2 separate regions of the Homo sapiens genome follow, and region 1 is linked to region 2. A link is an interaction called in ENCODE POLR2A ChIA-PET data of the cell type or tissue named here. Cell type or tissue: GM12878. All regions are shown on one strand. Links, peaks and the distances in the headings refer to the core of each region. The heading gives the core; the rest is flanking DNA. Region 1 overlaps RNF216 (ring finger protein 216). Region 2 has its middle 8.1 kb from the start of FSCN1.

What was found. Peaks named below come from ENCODE experiments on the same cell type or tissue, not always from the same donor. Only the 100,000 strongest peaks of a DNase experiment are listed, where the experiment ranks them.
Region 1: POLR2A ChIA-PET joins it to region 2 with 11 read pairs; 17 of 35 experiments call an interaction of 5 or more read pairs at or near these places.

The regions. Positions count from the first base shown.
Region 1 is chr7:5,689,053-5,697,380 of GRCh38, forward strand. The region is part of intron 13 of RNF216 (ring finger protein 216); the gene reads right to left. Among named protein-coding and RNA genes, the nearest start is that of RNF216-IT1, 13 kb to the left of the region's middle. RefSeq lists enhancers at 6,164-6,403, 7,033-7,533, 7,534-8,034. In GM12878, for the core only: no CTCF peak of the experiment used is centred there; DNase peaks (open chromatin) are centred at 4,649 and 6,599; H3K4me3 peaks cover 4,056 bases; H3K27ac peaks cover 7,092 bases.
Region 2 is chr7:5,580,505-5,588,832 of GRCh38, forward strand. No RefSeq gene overlaps it. Among named protein-coding and RNA genes, the nearest start is that of FSCN1, 8.1 kb to the right of the region's middle. RefSeq lists enhancers at 2,227-2,386, 6,246-6,745 and a silencer at 3,778-3,867. In GM12878, for the core only: no CTCF peak of the experiment used is centred there; DNase peaks (open chromatin) are centred at 2,289 and 4,581; H3K4me3 peaks cover 1,303 bases; H3K27ac peaks cover 2,724 bases.

The DNA of each region.
Region 1 (8,328 bases), core at 212-8,211, 110 kb after region 2:
AAGAACAGGCTGCCGATTCTGTGAAACAAAATGATATCCTATTATATGGCACCACCATCAGTGCCTTGTGAGCCAATATGCAGAACCAAAAGCACAGGAGGGAGGTGGAAGGGGGTCCTGGAGTGCAGCGCTAAGGGTCTGGGGAGGTGGATGCTTGACGGGGGCAAAGGGCAGGCCTGGCTCCAGAAGCTGATATGGCAGCATTTTGGCTAGTTTGTGAGGTATAGGAAAAGTGACAGAAGTTACGCTCAGTTTTTGTAACCATGACTCACTCCAAGACTTTCTCAACAATAACCATATTTGTAGTATTAAAAAAAAAAAAAAAAAGAAAGAAGAAGAAAAGTGAAAGGCAAAACATCCAAAGCCGAGGAGGCAGGGCGCCTAGAAACCCACATCCCTTCTGTTGTCAAGTGATCAATAATTTCCCACTTTCTGGAGGCCATTTTCTAAAAAAAAACAAAAAACAAAAAACCCTAGGCTTGTAGTCAAGTAGTTTTCCTTTTCTCTTGGACTTCCTACAAGTTTTTAAAGCATAAGAAATGTAGTTTTAGGGCTGTAATTACATGATAGACTTGAGTAAAATCATTTAGATATGCAGAGTTTAATAAATAGTACAAAGGCCAGGCATGGTGGCTCACGCCTGTAATCCTAGCACTTTGGGGAGGCCGAGGCAGGTGGATCACCTAAGGTTAGGAGTTCAAGACAAGCCTGGCCTGCGTGGCAAAATTCCGTCTCTACTAAAAATGCAAAAAAATTAGCTGGGTGTTATTCCAGCCACTTGGGAGGCTGAGGCAGGAGAATCACTTGAATCCAGGAGGCGGGGGGTTGCAGTGAGCCAAGATTGCGCCACTGCATTCCAGCCTGGGTGACTCTGTCTCAAACAAAAAAAAAAAAAGAACAGAAAAGAGAAGAGAAGAGGAGGGCAGGTAACCCCCCTTATTTGCCGAGTTCACCTGTATTATATTTTACTTACATCTTTAAAGGTTTTATGGCCAGGCGCGGTGGGTGGCTCATGCCTGTAATCCCAGCACTCTGGGAGGCTTAGGCGGGCGGATCACCTGAGGTCAGGAGTTTAAGACCAGCCTGGCCATGGTGAAACCCTGTCTCTACTAAAAATACAAAAAATTAGCCAGGCATGGTGGTGCACACCTGTAATCCCAGCTACTTGGGAGGCTGAGGCAGGAGAATCTCTTGCACACAGGAAGCGGAGGTTGCAGTGAGCCAAGATCGCGCCATTGCACTCTAGCCTGGGCAACAAGAGTGAAATTCCATCTCAAAAAAAAAAAAAAAAGATTTTAAAGATCCTTTTTACTTCCTGTTTCTCTAAAAGCATGGTTAGCAATGCTCAGAAGCTAGGTCAGTTTTGGTGACTGACTGCTTTGTTAAGGTTTCCCAGGTAGTATTAAAGACCTGGAATCTATCAGCTGCTGCCACAGAATGAAATTCTCCTCTCCCTGCACCATCTACCACTTAGACCAGGGGAGGAGGCGCCACCTTCACCTCCCCTAGAAACTTCAGCAGCTCCCATCAGCAGTGCTTTCCCTGTACATCTGCAAGCATCACATAACCCTAAATAGTAAGCAGGACTGGCACTGTTATCCCATTCTACAGAAGAGCAAACAGAAGTCCACAAAGGCAGTGGGAAGTGCCCAGGGCTAGTGAGAGGTAGAGTGAAGATCTCGCCCTTCTCTGCTGATGCTCCTGCAATACAGCCCACACTAGAGCTCATGCCCCGACAGCCTGCAGGGATGTACACACGCATGTTCTGCCAGGACAGCTCTGCCACACCAGCCTGACACTTAATAACACATACGCACATGTGTAAAATGTACACATTCATCATGGAATTGCGATTTGGGGGCTGAAGACAACCTACAGATGAGTCAACTTGGACCCTGTGGTTCAGGGCTTATCCAGCACACAGCCAGGAGAGGCTGAAGCTCCACCTCCACACACCCCCTGCAGCACCTTTTCTGCCTGTCGTCTCTTCCCAGCTCACACAGCCGTGCAAAGAACTCTGTTCTCACGGGTTGATCTGCCATGTTTTTAAGTTCCGACAGAAGCACACCCATTTCTCTAACCGTGTGTGTAGACGGTGAGCCTGGGTGATCAACGTGACAGCACTTCTGCTCATGCCAACAGGGTGCTCTGCCAGGTCTACCCATGGTGAAGGGGAGACAAGCCACCTGACACCTCGCCACTCGGGCCGACGGCAGCATTTGACTGCTAGGACACTGTCTTGTGACCCACTTTACTCACTGCTCCTTACTTCTCAGTTATAAGCAGTAATTAGTAATGTCAGTGTTCCTGTTCTGGCTGGATTGCTCCTGGCTGGATTGCTCCAGGCCCATTAATGATACAAGAGCAGGAACAGATGAATGCGTAAGTGTACAAGAGAGGTTTCAAGGTTAAAGGCAGTAATGGAGAGAGCTATGGTGGGGGTGGGGAAGGCAGTGCTGGTGTGTGTAGAAGAGAAGGGGAGAGGGGGAATGTGTGTGTGAGAAAAACAGAGTATGTGTGTTAGTTTTAAGTCTATTCTTTAAAATGCCCAGCTTCTCCTTAGGGGCAACATGTATGGCAAAGCACAACTTCTTAGCGTCCTCAATCAAGTGAAGTAGAATCTTCTATCTGGCATGGACACATGGTTCTGGCCACCCGGCAGGGAGTCCATCAGTACTAACTCTAGACACCGGAGAGTTACTAGTGTATGAAATTGAGGTCAGAGGAAACTACACCAATATCTTTCAAACATATTTTCGATGTTTTAAATAACTTCTCTTACAGAAGGCAATGTCTGCTTGTTCAGCAGAACTGCTACCTTCCCACTTAATGCTTTTACAGCGGAAGTCAAGACAAGTAATGAAAGACAGACCCCAGGGGCCGACAGTCAGGCCCTCCTACTCTAGTGGAAGAGATACAATACTTTATATTGTTACAATTGCCTCTGCATACCTACAAATCTCCATGTTTTCAAGGAGGGATTTCAAAAGGTATAATTTCCGACATTCCTACCCAGAGTTTTGCTGAAAAATAGAATGACAGCAAGTAAGCCCGCAAATCATGCCTGGAAAAGGCTTAGCACGGCTATTTGAAAAATATTTGCTTGGGAGCTGGAAGAGGGAACTATGAATCGAGGCTGGCAGCCAAATGGGAATTTTTTAGTTGTTTATATGTACACTGCCTTCTAAGCAGACAAGGATTTGCCACTAAGCCTTTTACTTGTTCCTCACATACCAAAAGCTAACTGTTACACATACTAGGAAAGTAACAACTTTATTTGCTGATTTCACAACCCAAAGCAGACATTTTTAAAAAGCGGTCATAGCAACGCCGGGTGAATCAGAACCCATCCTTGTTAGTCAGACATACTCTGTGGGAAAAGGCAGCAGTTGGAAACAGTCTTGAATTCTAACTACTAAAAGCCATACTAATTCCCGCGGGGCCCTGACTTCTGGTCCAAGGTTTCTCACTGGCTGTATCCTGTCCGACAGTGCCAGAGCTTGTGCTGCAAGCAGAGCCCGTGCAGAAGGCGAGCGAGGAGAAAGGCAGAGCTGCTCAGTTCCAGCTCCTTCCACACACCACAAAACGCCATCCCTCGCCTCCAGCCCGAGGCAAGGCACTCCTTTTTAGGTGGTAAAATAAGCCTTCCAACACACCAGAAGAAATAGCTTGGAGTTTGAAAATACACAAGCATATTTTAATAATCACATTTCTATTTTTCAAGTTCTCTTAATACAAACAAAACAAAAATTCTTTTGCTCATGTTCAGACATGACTAAGTTAATGACAATGGGTATACAATGTGACACATGCACACTCCTCCCTTAACCCTTGGTGAGCATCCTCAAAAGCGATTCACTGCTACCCATTTCTTATCTATCCTTCCAAATAGATTTTATGTCTGTGTCAGCAAGCATCTCTTCCTCCTCCCATTTAAGACACAATTGTGGGCATATTGCACCCATTGTTCTACGTCTTGCTTTTTTCACTTAATATCTTGGAGACAGCTCCATATTTGCACAACGGGATTCCACGTCATTCTTTTAAACGCTATGGTATATGCTACGGGTTGGCAAACTACAGCTCACTGGCCAATCTGGCCCTCTGCCAATTTTTGTAAATATAATTATACTGGGACACAGCCACATTCATTTGTTTACATATTGTCTGTGGTTACTTTCACGCTATAAAGGCAGAGTTAGGTAGCTGGGATAGATACCATATGGTCCGCAAAGCCTGAAATATTTACTACCTTGCCTTTTACAGAAAAAGTCTGCTGACCCCTGGTATGGATGTTTACAGAAAAAGTCTGCTGAACCTCAGTATGGATGCTGACCCCCCGGTATGGACCTCCACTGTACTGAGGTACCAAAATGTACTGAAATTGTTCCCTGCTGATGGGTATTGCATTGGATTTCCTTAAGAATAAAATTAAACTCCTTTAATGCTAAGAAGCTCCAAGACATTTGAGGAAGGAAAGAGCAGGAACTAGCTAGGAAGAAGCCGGCATGAAGAAGCCAAGCTTAAAGAGGGAACTTCAGAGCAAGCTACAACCTCCCCAAGTGTCAATTCCTCTTTTTAGAGGAAGTAAGAAGGGAACTGTAGGTCTTTTGATAAGAGGAAATTCCCCTTTGCTATATCAAAGCTGCTCCCTGTGCTTGTGTTGTTCTAAAGTTAGGCAAGACTGCCTGAAGCATACTGTGACCAAATTAGGAAGCAAGAAGGCTGATGTCTCTAAAGCTGGTCACCCATGGCCAGGCAGCCCAGGCATGCAAAGACAGAGATGGACGCGGGTAGAGACTCTCTGGCCAACAAGGAGATGCTATTTGCTTAAGAAATCAGCCTTAAAAATGACACAACGAAAATTAATAACTGTTCTATAAGATGGAATTCACTTGCTGTTGTTGACCAAAAAAACAAAGGCTTCCAACATTTCCACAAGCAAAGAACATGAGAGAAGCACAGTGAGACGAATGCTCCCAGGCATCATGGGTTTATTCCAAAGGCAGTAAAGGTCTTGGAAAGTGCCAAGGAAATTATACCACTTAGCTCTTTGATAGATCAAGATAGTCAGTTTTACACTATTGAGAAAAGAAGAATCCAGAAAGGTCTTACTAAAAAGGGCATTTTGTAAACTTTCCATTTTAGGACGGCCTACTCAATTTCTTTATTTGCTGGAACAGTTTTCAAACAAGTCTTTCAGCTTCAAAACAAGGTCTAGGTATGCAGTACTTGAATCATTCACACTGAGCTTGCTTCCGCCACTGCTACTCAATGATATTCTCTTTAAGGAATGACTTCTGAGTTAACTTTTGATTCAGATCCAATGAGCTCAGAATCTATTCTGACCACGAGCACTATCTGGGTAATAACATTTGACCTTGAAATCCCTGCTTTCCTCCAAAACTTCCAGATCAGCAAGATTCTTGGACACAATTTTTATTCCCTTGGCAATGTGCTTAGTTCAGTTCCAACATCTGCTATGAGATCAGACAGTCAGAATTAAGGTAAGTTTAAACGACAAAACAAATCTCAGTTCTTGTTTATAGGAAAACCTTCAAGGGCTCCAAGCCAAAGGATGAGGCCCACTTGTGGCGCAATTTGAGGACCTGCCTGCCCTGGAGCAGAGATGTGTATGGTGGCCATGCCCTTCAGCCTATGGAAAGTACATTCTCTGTAGCTGCGTAGCTTGTGTTGGGCTGGTCTCCTGGTCTGCCAGGGTGCACTGGGCAGAAATTTTACAGCCACTCTCTCAAAGTGTTCTAGGTGTTGTCAAAATAGCTAAGCATTTGTCTACTAACTACTCCTGTTTTGATTTTGAACATTTATTTATAATCATCTAAAGGACCCAAGCATTTTATAGAAAAGACAATATACTTTCCAAAGACCCTGGTTAACTGACATACAAATCCACCAACTAAGAACTGTATTTCTATTAGTTAAGGCTTCTGTGGCTCAACTTTAACTGAGCCAAAAAATACACTAATGGGCCAATGGGGACACAGATGGGTTAGGGAACTACCCCTGAACCCAAAGTTCATATATAGCCAAGAAGTTCAATGACTTCAAGCTACACGAAGTTAGCACTTAACCTATCCACGGTTCTTCATCTGTACAACAAGCATGTCTGGGTTATATGACCTCCTGGGTCCGGCTTATAAATCTAACATCTACAACTGCAAGTCAAGAGTACCAAATACCAATATACAAAACCACCTGCGCAGACCCAGTGCAGCAACTTGTACCAAGGTTTGAACCACACATTCACACGTCCAGCAGCCACAGAGACGAAAACGACACGCCAGCCTGTCCTGACCTCACACTCCCCAGTCTGAGGGCCCGGCAGAAGCGCCACATCGCCTTCCTCTCCTGTTTTTTCTTATGGCTGCTGCTGCCTCGGAGCCCGGACTAAGCAAGGCTGTTAGGCACGGGGTGAGCACGGTTGCGCCTACTGCTGAGAGTGCCTCTCCCTGCCGGTCTCCTGCTCTCTCTCTGCAGAGCAGAAGACACCGCAGCTATAGACAAGTTCTATTGCCCTTTTATGGTAGAAAAATGAATTGCTTGCTAGCAGTGGTGCCGAGAGAGATGACAGAATGGAAAGTTGTCATTTGTTGTGGTTTTGGCAGCCACAGAATAGTGTTCTCCCCTAGTCATCCTCGGATGGATGGTGCACACCAGGCATTCACAGAGGGAAAAGCAAAACCCCTGGTCAAACTGTTCCCTTATGTGTTCTTCCCTTGCTTTGCCTGTAAACGGATGTGTTTATTTATGAACAGTGTCAAGCCCCATTGTGGAAATGTACTTTTTACAAAACAAGGTATCAAAAGGCTGTTTGTGTTGCACTGAAAGACTAAGCAGAGGTGCCACAGAAAACATGTTTCCCGTCAGAACGCATCCAAGGAACAGACTTCATTTCCTCACACAACAAGGATGTAGGACTAGGCTGGGAAGGGAGGGTACCCCACTTGAAGGAGGGGCTGTGGCTCTCAGCACAACCCAGCACGGCCTTGATCCCTGACTCCCAGGAGGCACGGAAGGACAAGAAAGCAGCCACCAGCTCCAGACAAATCCAGCCCAAGGGGAAACACACTGACATCCACAGTCCATGTGGTGACGAAGAGCAGTTGGTACCGCATGGCTTTAAATTGTTTGTATTTCTGTCAGGAGGCCCATGGAAAAAAAGCAGGGCTCTCAGCAGCTGGGAAAACATGTTGCAAAAGGAGAATTAAGCAATTCTCTGTATGCACATCACAGAGAAATTAAGCTGATCTGAGTGAGAGAAATTAAGCTTATTCGACATGCCTTCGGCTGGAAAACAAGCCTTTTTAAATGACTGGGAAAAAACTTGTGAAGGTTACATGGTTTCCTCCTTATGTAAAGCACCTGAGGACTAAAACAAATTCACTGGCCGGTGGGAATGCAGCAAAGCAGCAACTGCCCAATGATCTACTCCAGGGCACCCACACACACCACAGGAAGGAGGAGCAGGCCGGGGCAGCCTCCTAGACACGCGTGCCCAAGATCGTGTCCTATGGTCTCGCTTCGGCCGCTCTTCACCAAAGCCTCTTCCTTGGCTGCTGCCATCCTCGCTTTTGACTACTGCCCCACGTCTCCCCTCTTGCCCCCAACCTGCCCTTAGAACCAGGTTCCTTCAGGCCAAATCCCACCTAGGTCTTCTGGAAAATGGGAAAAGTAATCACAGCAAATACCTGCAACATTGTACGAACGGGCTCTGGGAGGGCTGTAGGAGGACGGCATGTCCCCAGGTTACTAGAAATGACTTGCCATAGTGACTACATTGGCAAGGTGTTCCAATTCCCTTGATATTCTATATCTGATCTCTCCCTCCCTCCCACTCCCTTTCAAGGATCTACAAAATTCACCCTCCCACAAGCAGCATGTGATCCCACTGTGTCCCTCCATTACGCCAGCAACAGCTCCAGGGACGGGGGTAGGGGAAGTCTCCAAAATAAAATCCACCCTCCTTGTTTTGTTCTGCATTGCAAAGCCCTCAACAGGGTCTATTTATCTTCAAAGTCCTGCTTCCTTCTGCTCTGGACACACCTGTCTACTTGCTGACCCTTCACCCAGCTTTGCTCGTGTCATTCTCTGGGCCTGGAGTAAAGTTCTCCCCATCTCCGCCAATAAGACCCCACCACGGCCTGGTCAGGCCCAGACCCATGTCGCTCATGCAGAGCCGCATGTTCCTCACAGCAGTCACCATCACTCTCTCATCCCACTGATGGTCAGTTAGGGCCGTGGTTGCCCTTTCTCTTTCTTACTCCCTTTGGCACAGAAATGCTCAATACATATCTGCTGAACGAACGA
Region 2 (8,328 bases), core at 85-8,084:
AGTTCGAGACCAGCCTGGGCAACACGGTGAAACCCTGTCTCTGCTAAAATACAAAAAATAAGCTGAGTGTCACGGTGTGCACCTGTACTCGAGCTACTTGGGAGGCTGAGGCAGGAGAATTGCTTGAACCCGGGAGGCAGAGGTTGCAGTGAGCCGAGATCGTGCCACTGCACTGCAACCTGGGCAACAGAACAGAGTGAGACTCCATCTCCAAAAAAAAAGGAGTCAATCGTGTCAATCGTTAGGGAGCTGGTGGATTTATAGCCTGTAGTGACCACATCAGTGAGGCACTGGTGCTGGGAGGCACCTCAGAGGTCATCCCATTCAACCCCTTCACTGACTCACAGCTCAGAGAGGGCAAGAGACTTACCCAAGGGCACACAGCAAGTCGAGGGCACCAGCAAGGTCAGCACCCAGGTCTCCCGCACCTGGGCCCACGTGGTTTTCAGTCTGGAAACTGGAAATGGATATGAAGCCTTGGAAAATCCCAGCAGGGCAGGATGGGGGTGGCCCAGCTGTTTCACTATGGAAACAAAAGTCTTGTTTTCCTGGCTACTCCAGCGGGGCCGGGACGGAGGCAGATGTTTCTCTTCACCTGCCAGGAAAGTTTGGAAATTAAGCCCTCCTTGCAGGGAGGAAGGGACCCAGTGCTCTGGATTTTCAATTTAATGGGCTACCCAGGTCTTCGGAGTGCAGCCAGGGAAGCACAGAGGAAGCGCCCTGGAGAGGAAGCCAGAGATTTCCTGGAGGCGCCAGGGATGCAAGGAGTGGCCTGGAGAGGGAGTGAGGGAAAAGCAGCAGACGCCCCTAACTTCCTCCTCCTCCTTCCAACAGAAACCTGGTTTGGGGTTTTAGTGGAGACGTCTCGCCATGGCCGCCAGTGTAGACATTAATTGGTCTAATGCAGGCACCAGGTCCCCGGCTTCTTGCAGGGAGGGGCATGGTTTTAGGACAAGGCATGGCTTTAAAATAAAAAATTAATTGTTGTAAAATATGCATAGCATGACCCGGCATGGTAGCTCATTCCTTTAACCCCAGCACTTTGGGAGGCTGAGGTGGGAGGATCAGGTGAGCTCAGGGGTTCGAGACCAGCCTGGGCAACATGGTGAGACCCCGTCTCTACCAAAAATACAAAATTTAGCCCGGTGTGGTGGTGCATGCCTGTAGTCCCACCTAGTCGGGAGGATGAGGTGGGAGAATCACTTGAACCTGGGAAGTTGAGGCGATTTTTTAAAAAATTAATACTCTAGGCCAGGCATGGTGGCTCACGCCTGTAATCCCAGCACTTTGGGAGAGGCCGAGGCGGGCGGATCGCCTGAGGTCAGGAGTTCGAGACCAGCCTGGGCAACATGGTGAAACCTGGTCTCTACTAATAATACAAAAATTAGCCGAGCATGGTGGCATGTGCCTGTAATCCCAGCTACTTGGGAGGCTGAGGTAGGAGAATCACTTGAGCCTGGGAAGTGGAGGTTGTAGTGAGCCGAGATCGCACCATTGCACTCCAGCCTGGGGCGACAAGAGCGAAACTCTGTCTCAAAAAAAAAAAAAAAATCATAATACTCTTTTTTTTTCTTTTGAGATGGAGTCTTGCTCTGTCACCCAGGCTGGAATGCAGTTGCAAAATCTTGGCTCACTGAAACCTCCGCCTCCTGGGTTCAAGTGATTCTTCTGCCTCAGCTGCCCAAGTAGCTGGGATTACAGGCGCCCACCACCACGCCCAGCTAATTTTTGTATTTTTTTAAGTAGAGATGGGGTTTCACCATGTTGGTCTCGAACTCCTGATCTCAGATAATCCGCTGGCCTTGGTCTCCCAAAGTGCTGGGATTACAGGCATGAGCCACCATGCCTGGCTGAGGCAATTACTTTTTGCAGAGACAGGGTCTTGCTATGTTGCCCAGCCTTGTCTTGAACTCCTAGACTCATTCAATCTGTCCATTTTGGCCTCCCAAAGTGCTGAGATCGACCACGACCACACCTGGTCATAACTGGCTTTCTTTATATTCATATGCATTTTATCTTGTGCATTTAAAAACTTGATACTGTGAGAAGGTTCATAATTTCTCAAAAGTCTGTTTTAGATAGTGCTGGGGAGATGTGATGTCTGGAGCCCTGGCAGCTGCCTTGAGATTCTGAGGACCTGAGCCTGAAGGCAGAGTTCACCTGACAGGGAAGGCAGAGTGAGAAGTGGGGGAAGTTCCAGGGTCCTTTCCAGCTCTGTTACAGTGAACCAACCCTGGAAACTCCCCTCTTTGGGGCTTCTTGTTTCTTGCTATAATGAAACATCTTGCTGGTTAGCCAGTTGAGTTAGAGTTTTCTCTTTCTTGCATTTGAAGCTACCATGACTGCAAGAGGGAGTTCCCGAAGGGGTCTGGGAATGGCCCAGGGAAATAGGGGTGAGGTGAGACTCCACTGCCCCGACAGTGCCCATGTATGAATTAGAAAAAGTGGGCCAGGCGTGGTGGCTCACACCTGTAATCCCAGCATTTTGGGAGGCTGAGTGGGCAGATCATGAGGTCAGGAGTTCGAAACCAGCCTGGCCAACATGGTGAAACCCCATCTCTACTAAAAATACAAAAATTAGCTGGGCTTGGTGGCACACATCTGTAGTCCCAGCTACTCAGGAGGCTGAGGCAGAAGAATCGCTTGAACCTGGGAGGTGGAGGTTGCAGTGAGCCGAGGTCATGCCACTGCACTCCAGCCTGGGTGACAGAGTGAGACTTTGTCTCAAAAAAAAAAAAAAAAAAAAAAAGAAAAGAAAGAAAGAAAAAGAAAAAAAGTGGGCCAGGTGTGGTGGCTCATACCTGTAATCCCAGCACTTTGGGAGGCTGAGGTGGGAGGATTGCTTACAGCCAGGAGTTTGAGACCAGGTTGGACAACATGGTGAGACCTTGTCTTTACAAAAAAATACAAAAACCTATCTGGGCATGGTGTTGCATTCCTTTAGTCCCAGCTACTTAGGAGGTTGAGGTGGAAGGATCACTTGAGTTAAGGGAGGAGACCACCCCTCATATTGTCTTATGCCCAATTTCTGCCTCCAAAGAAAGAAAAAGTAAAAACTAAAAGGCAGAAATGAAAACCACAGGCAGACAGCCCAGCGCCACACCCTGGGCCTCGTAGTTAAAGATCGACCCCTGATCTAATCGGTGATGTTATCTATAGACTACAGACATTGTATAGAAATGCACTGTGAAAATCCCTATCTGGTTTTGTTCTGATCTAATTACCGGTGCATGCAGCCCCCAGTCACGTACCCCCTGCTTGCTCAATCACGACCCTCTCACGTGCACCCCCTTAGAGTTGTGAGCCCTTAAAAGGGACAGGAATTGCTCACTCGGGGAGCTTGGCTCTTGAGACAGGAGTCTTGCTGATGCCCCTGGCCAAATAAACCCCTTCCTTCTTTAACTCGGTGTCTGAGTTTTGTCTGCGGCTCATCCTGCTACAGAGTCTAGGAGGCAGAGGTTGCAGTAAGCCAAATTCACGCCACTGCACTCCAGCCTGGGTGACAGAGCAAGACCCCACCAAAAAAAGAAAAGAGGCCAGGCGCAGTGGCTCACGCCCAGCTAATTTTTGTACTTTTAGTAGAGACGGGGTTTCACCATGTTGGCCAGGCTGATCTCAAACTCCTGTCCTCAGGTGATCCGCCCACCTTGGCCTCCCAAAGTGCTGCGATAACAGGAGTGGAGGCTCAACTTTTTAAAGAAGAAAAGGACGAATCAGGACAGGAGACAATTACAAGCTCTGTTCATTCGGAATTCTCATTGGCTTACAGAAATAACTTTGGCTAGTGATTGGTTATATGTTGTAGACAGACCCACAGGGTGGATGGCGTCTGTGGCCACTTGGGCATTAGCTGGTCCAGAGCCCAGAGTCCATGTAGCAAGTAGCTTCAGGACGTAATTATTTAGCTCAATAGAAAGTGAGATGTGACTGCTGTTACTTTTTTTTTTTTTTGAGACGGAGTTTCACTCTTGTTGCCCAAGCTGGAGTGCAATGGCGCGATCTCGGCTCACTGCAACCTCTGTCTCCCAGGTTCAAGTGATTCTCCTGCCTCAGCCTCCCGAGTAGCTGGGATTACAGGCGTGTGCCACCAAGCCCGGCTAATTTTTGTATTTTTAGTAGAGACAGGGTTTCACTATGTTAGCCAGGATGGTCTCGAACTCCTGACCTTGTCATCCACCGGCCTCGGCCTCTCAAGGTGCTAGGATTACAGGCATGAGCCACCACGCCCGGCCTTTTAACTGCTGTTACTTTTTTTTTTTTAATCATTTTTATTCTGCTAGTTCCATAAAAGCAATGTAAACACCAGCATTCTATACATCTTGCTGGTGAACTCACATAATGCTTAGTTCCCTGATCCTTTGACCTCCTTGTCTTCTCCAGTTATTTTCTGTTTGGACCACTGGCCACAGGAATGGAGTGGGGTTGGGGCTTAGGAGAGAGCAATGTGGCTTTTTGGTATGACTTGTTTCATTGACTGCTGTTACATTTTAAATGCCTTTCTGGGCCTGATAATTTAAGGGGGCTGGCATTTCTCACATCAAAGGGCAAAGGGTTTTTTTGTTTGTTTCTCACTATTGCTCAAAAGCCACATGTGTCAAGGACAGCTCTTGTTAACGGGCAGAGAAGCTTATAGAACCTTTCCAGGGCTGGCGCGGTTGTTCATGTCTGGGGGACAAGAGCGAAACTCCATCTCAAAAAGAAAAAAAAAAAAAAGAACATTTCCAGGCCAGGCACAGTGGCTCACACCTGTAAGTCCCAGCACTTTGGGAGATTGAGGTGGGAGGATCACTTGAGGCCAGGAGTTTGAGACCAGCATAGGCCACATGGCAAGAACCCAGTTTCTACAAAAACATTTTTTTTTTAAATTAGCTGGGCTCGGTGGTGCACACTTGTGGTCCCAGCTACTCGGGAGGCTGAGGTGGGAGAATCGCTTGAGCCTGGGAGGCGGAGGTTGCAGTGAGCTGTGATCGCACCACTGCATTTCAGCCTGGGCAACAGAGGGAGACTCTGTCTCAAAAAAAATCAAATAAAGAAAAAAGAACATTTCCATTATTGCAGAATGTTCTATTGGACGGCGCTGGGCCAGATGCCTGCCCCAAGCCCTGGGACACCCAAACCTGGTGAAAGTGCCAAGCTCCCATCTGGGGGTGCTCACGGAAGGGGCCGGGAGCTGGGATTACAAGCGTGGAGGCAGGCGCCACCCCAGAGGAGGTGGGTGATGTCTGAGCCAGAGTCTTTGGGATGAGCAGGGCTTTGGCAGGCAGCTTTGTTGGGCAGGCAACAGGCACAGCAGGTGCAATGGCATCGAGGTTGGAGAGGTGGACTGGCGGGGAGAAGAGAAGGGAGGGTGGCAGGAGAGATGGGCAGAGGCCCCCCAGGAGCCCAGAGCCTTCAGGGCTTTGGGCCCTCTTGGGGCACTGGGGAGCCACGGGAGAAGTGTGGGGTGGAGAGGGGCGCCCTGGATTTGACCACCTTCAGGAACCTACCTTGGCTGCCCGGGTGGGTGGGATGGAGGTGATGAAGGTGGAGGTCGTAGCATTGTCACTGAGAGCGATGCTTATTCTGATTTTTGCCCCCGTGAGCCTCAGAAATCGGTCAGAACAGTGCTCGGGCTGGGCGTGGTGGCTCACGCCTGGAATCCCAGCACTTTGGGAGGCCGAGGCGGGCGGATCACCTGAGGTCAGGAGTTTGAGACCAGCCTGGCCAACATGGCAAAACCCCGTCTCTACTAAAAACACAAAAATTAGCTGGGTGTAGTGGTGCATGCCTGTAATCCAGCTACTCCAGAGGCTGAGGCCTCCCTGGGAGGCGGAGTGCAGTGAGCCAAGATTGTACCACCGCCCCTCCAGCCTGGGTAACAGAGTGAGACTCTGTCTCAAAACAAACAAAAAAGAACAAACCAAAACCAGTGCTCCAATTCACCTTGCTGAATTGGAGAAGAACAGGTGCCTGGGTCCTCCCGGCTGACGGTGACGTCACTATGAGCCACCACGCCTGGCCCGGTGGGTGTTTACAGCAGAGGTGGTTCAGGGAGGAGTGAGTGGCAGATGGTGCAGGCTCAGGGAGGAGTGAGTGGCAGGTGGGGCCTGAGGCCAGAGGCAGGAGGACCGTTCAAGACTGAGGTGTCTTGGGCACTGGTGCCGGGGCCGGGGAGAGCCCTGGCATGCCGGGCCCCGGCCCTCAGTGAAAGCAGGATGAGGTGGCGGCCAAGCAGGGAGGCCAAGGCCTGGCAGCAGCCGGCAGCCCCTCTCCTGGCAGGGACATCTTGGCAGGAGCCGGGCTCTGCCCAGGGCGCTAATGTCCTCTTAATTAGCCAGGCACTTGCCAAGCACTTGCCGCTGCGGCCTCACTTTGCAGAACGCACTTGGGTTTGGAGCAGGACCAGCATCGGCCACCGGGTGAGTAGGGGGGATGGCCAGGTGAGTACCATGGCCAGAAGGTGCGGCCTCTGAGTCCCCACTGAAGCCAATCCAGGCCCCGACCTCTGGTCATCATCAACAGAAGAGTGACAGAAACAGAAAAGATATCAAGGAACACGTTTTCAGGGCCAGATTCCAGGTCCCCCACCTATTTTCCTTTGCTCCTGCCTTGCCTGGCTCTGCCCCCTTGAACTCTTATTCACCCAGTGTAGGCATCACCTCCTCCTGAAGGCCCTCCTGGACTGCACAGTTAACTCTGGAGCCTCCCCTGCACAGGGCAGCTCATGTATGGATCCACAGGTGAGTTCCTGTCTTTGAAGGGTTACAGTTTAGGTCCTGGAGCAGTGGTGGGGAGGTCACACCTCCACCCACATCCCTCTTTGCAAATCCCATGGGAACTATGAGCCTGGGTCCCCCAAACTGCATGTTCCCCACTTAAAGCTGGGCCAGATCCTGTTTGCTGTATCCAGGCCTCAGTTTCCCTGCTTGTAACCAGAAGTCCATGCAGCCAGAAATTGTCAGGGAGCTGGGCACGGTGGCTCATGCCTGTAATCCCAGCACTTTCAGAGGCTGAGGCAGGAGGTTCACTTGTGATCAGGAGTTTGGGACCCCAGCCTGGGCAATACAATGAGATCCCTGCCTCTACCAAAAAATTAAAAACAATTAGCCAGGCCTGGAGGCATACACTTGTAGTCCTAGCTATTCAAGGGAGGCTGAGGTGGGAGGATCACTTGAGTCCAGGAGTTTGTGGCTGGGGTGAGCTCTGATTGTACCACTGCACTCCAGCCTGGGTAAGAGAATGAGACCTTGTTTTATTTTATTTTATTTTTATTTATTTTGAGATGGAGTCTCACTCTGTCACCCAGGCTGGAGTGCAGTGGTGCAATGTCGGTTCACTGCAACCTCTGCTTCCCGGCTTCAAGAGATTCTCCCGCCTCAGCCTCCCAAGTAGCTGGGATTACAGGCGTGTGCCACCACGCCTGGCTAATTTTTTGTGTTTTTAGTAGAGACAGGGTTTCACCATGTTTGCCAGGCTGGACTTGAACTCCTGACCTTAGGTGATCCATGCCCCCTTGGCCTCCTAAATTGCTGGGATTATAGGCATGAGCCACCGGGCCTGGCCGAGACCCTGTTTTAAAAAAATTAATCAGGTCCAGTGCGGTGGCTCACGCCTGTAATCCCAGCACTTTGGGAGGCCGAGGAGGGCAGATCACCTGAGATCGGGAGTTCGAGACCAGCCTGACCAACATGCAGAAACCCCGTCTCTACTAAAAATACAAAATTAGCAGGGCGTGGTGGCGCACACCTGTAATCCCAGCTACTTGGGAGGCTGAGGCAGGAGAATCACTTGGACCTGGGAAGCAGAGCTTGTGGTGAGCCGAGATTGCACCATTCCACTCCAGCCTGGGCAAAAAGAGTGAAACTCCATCTCAAATAATAATAATAATAATAATAATAATAATAATAATAATAATTGGTAGAGATGTTGGTAGAGGCAGGACAGTGGGAGTGACAGCCTGGTCCTGTCCTCCCGGGCTCTGGCTGACCATGCTGTAGTGTGGCTCAGGGCCCTGGAGGGCACAGCTGTCCTGTGGCCCTGTGGTCAGCCGGGAAGCCAGGCCTGGCAGGACTCCTGCCCTAGAATCAGCTCCTCCCACTCCCCAGGGTCCCATGCAGGGCGCTGGCCGTACCAGGCCTCCTCGCGGGTGCCACAGAGCCAGCGGCTGCACAGCAACAGAGACGCCATTCACAGGCTCTCGGCCACGAGGCCGCTCATTTACAGAGGGCTGAGCCGCTGACATCTGTGCGTTTGTAACATGGACAGCATTTCTGGTCCCATACAGACGCCTGGGCCAGCCACATTTATCTCCCCTTGAGAGAAGGGAAACGAGGCTCGGGAGGGAATGAG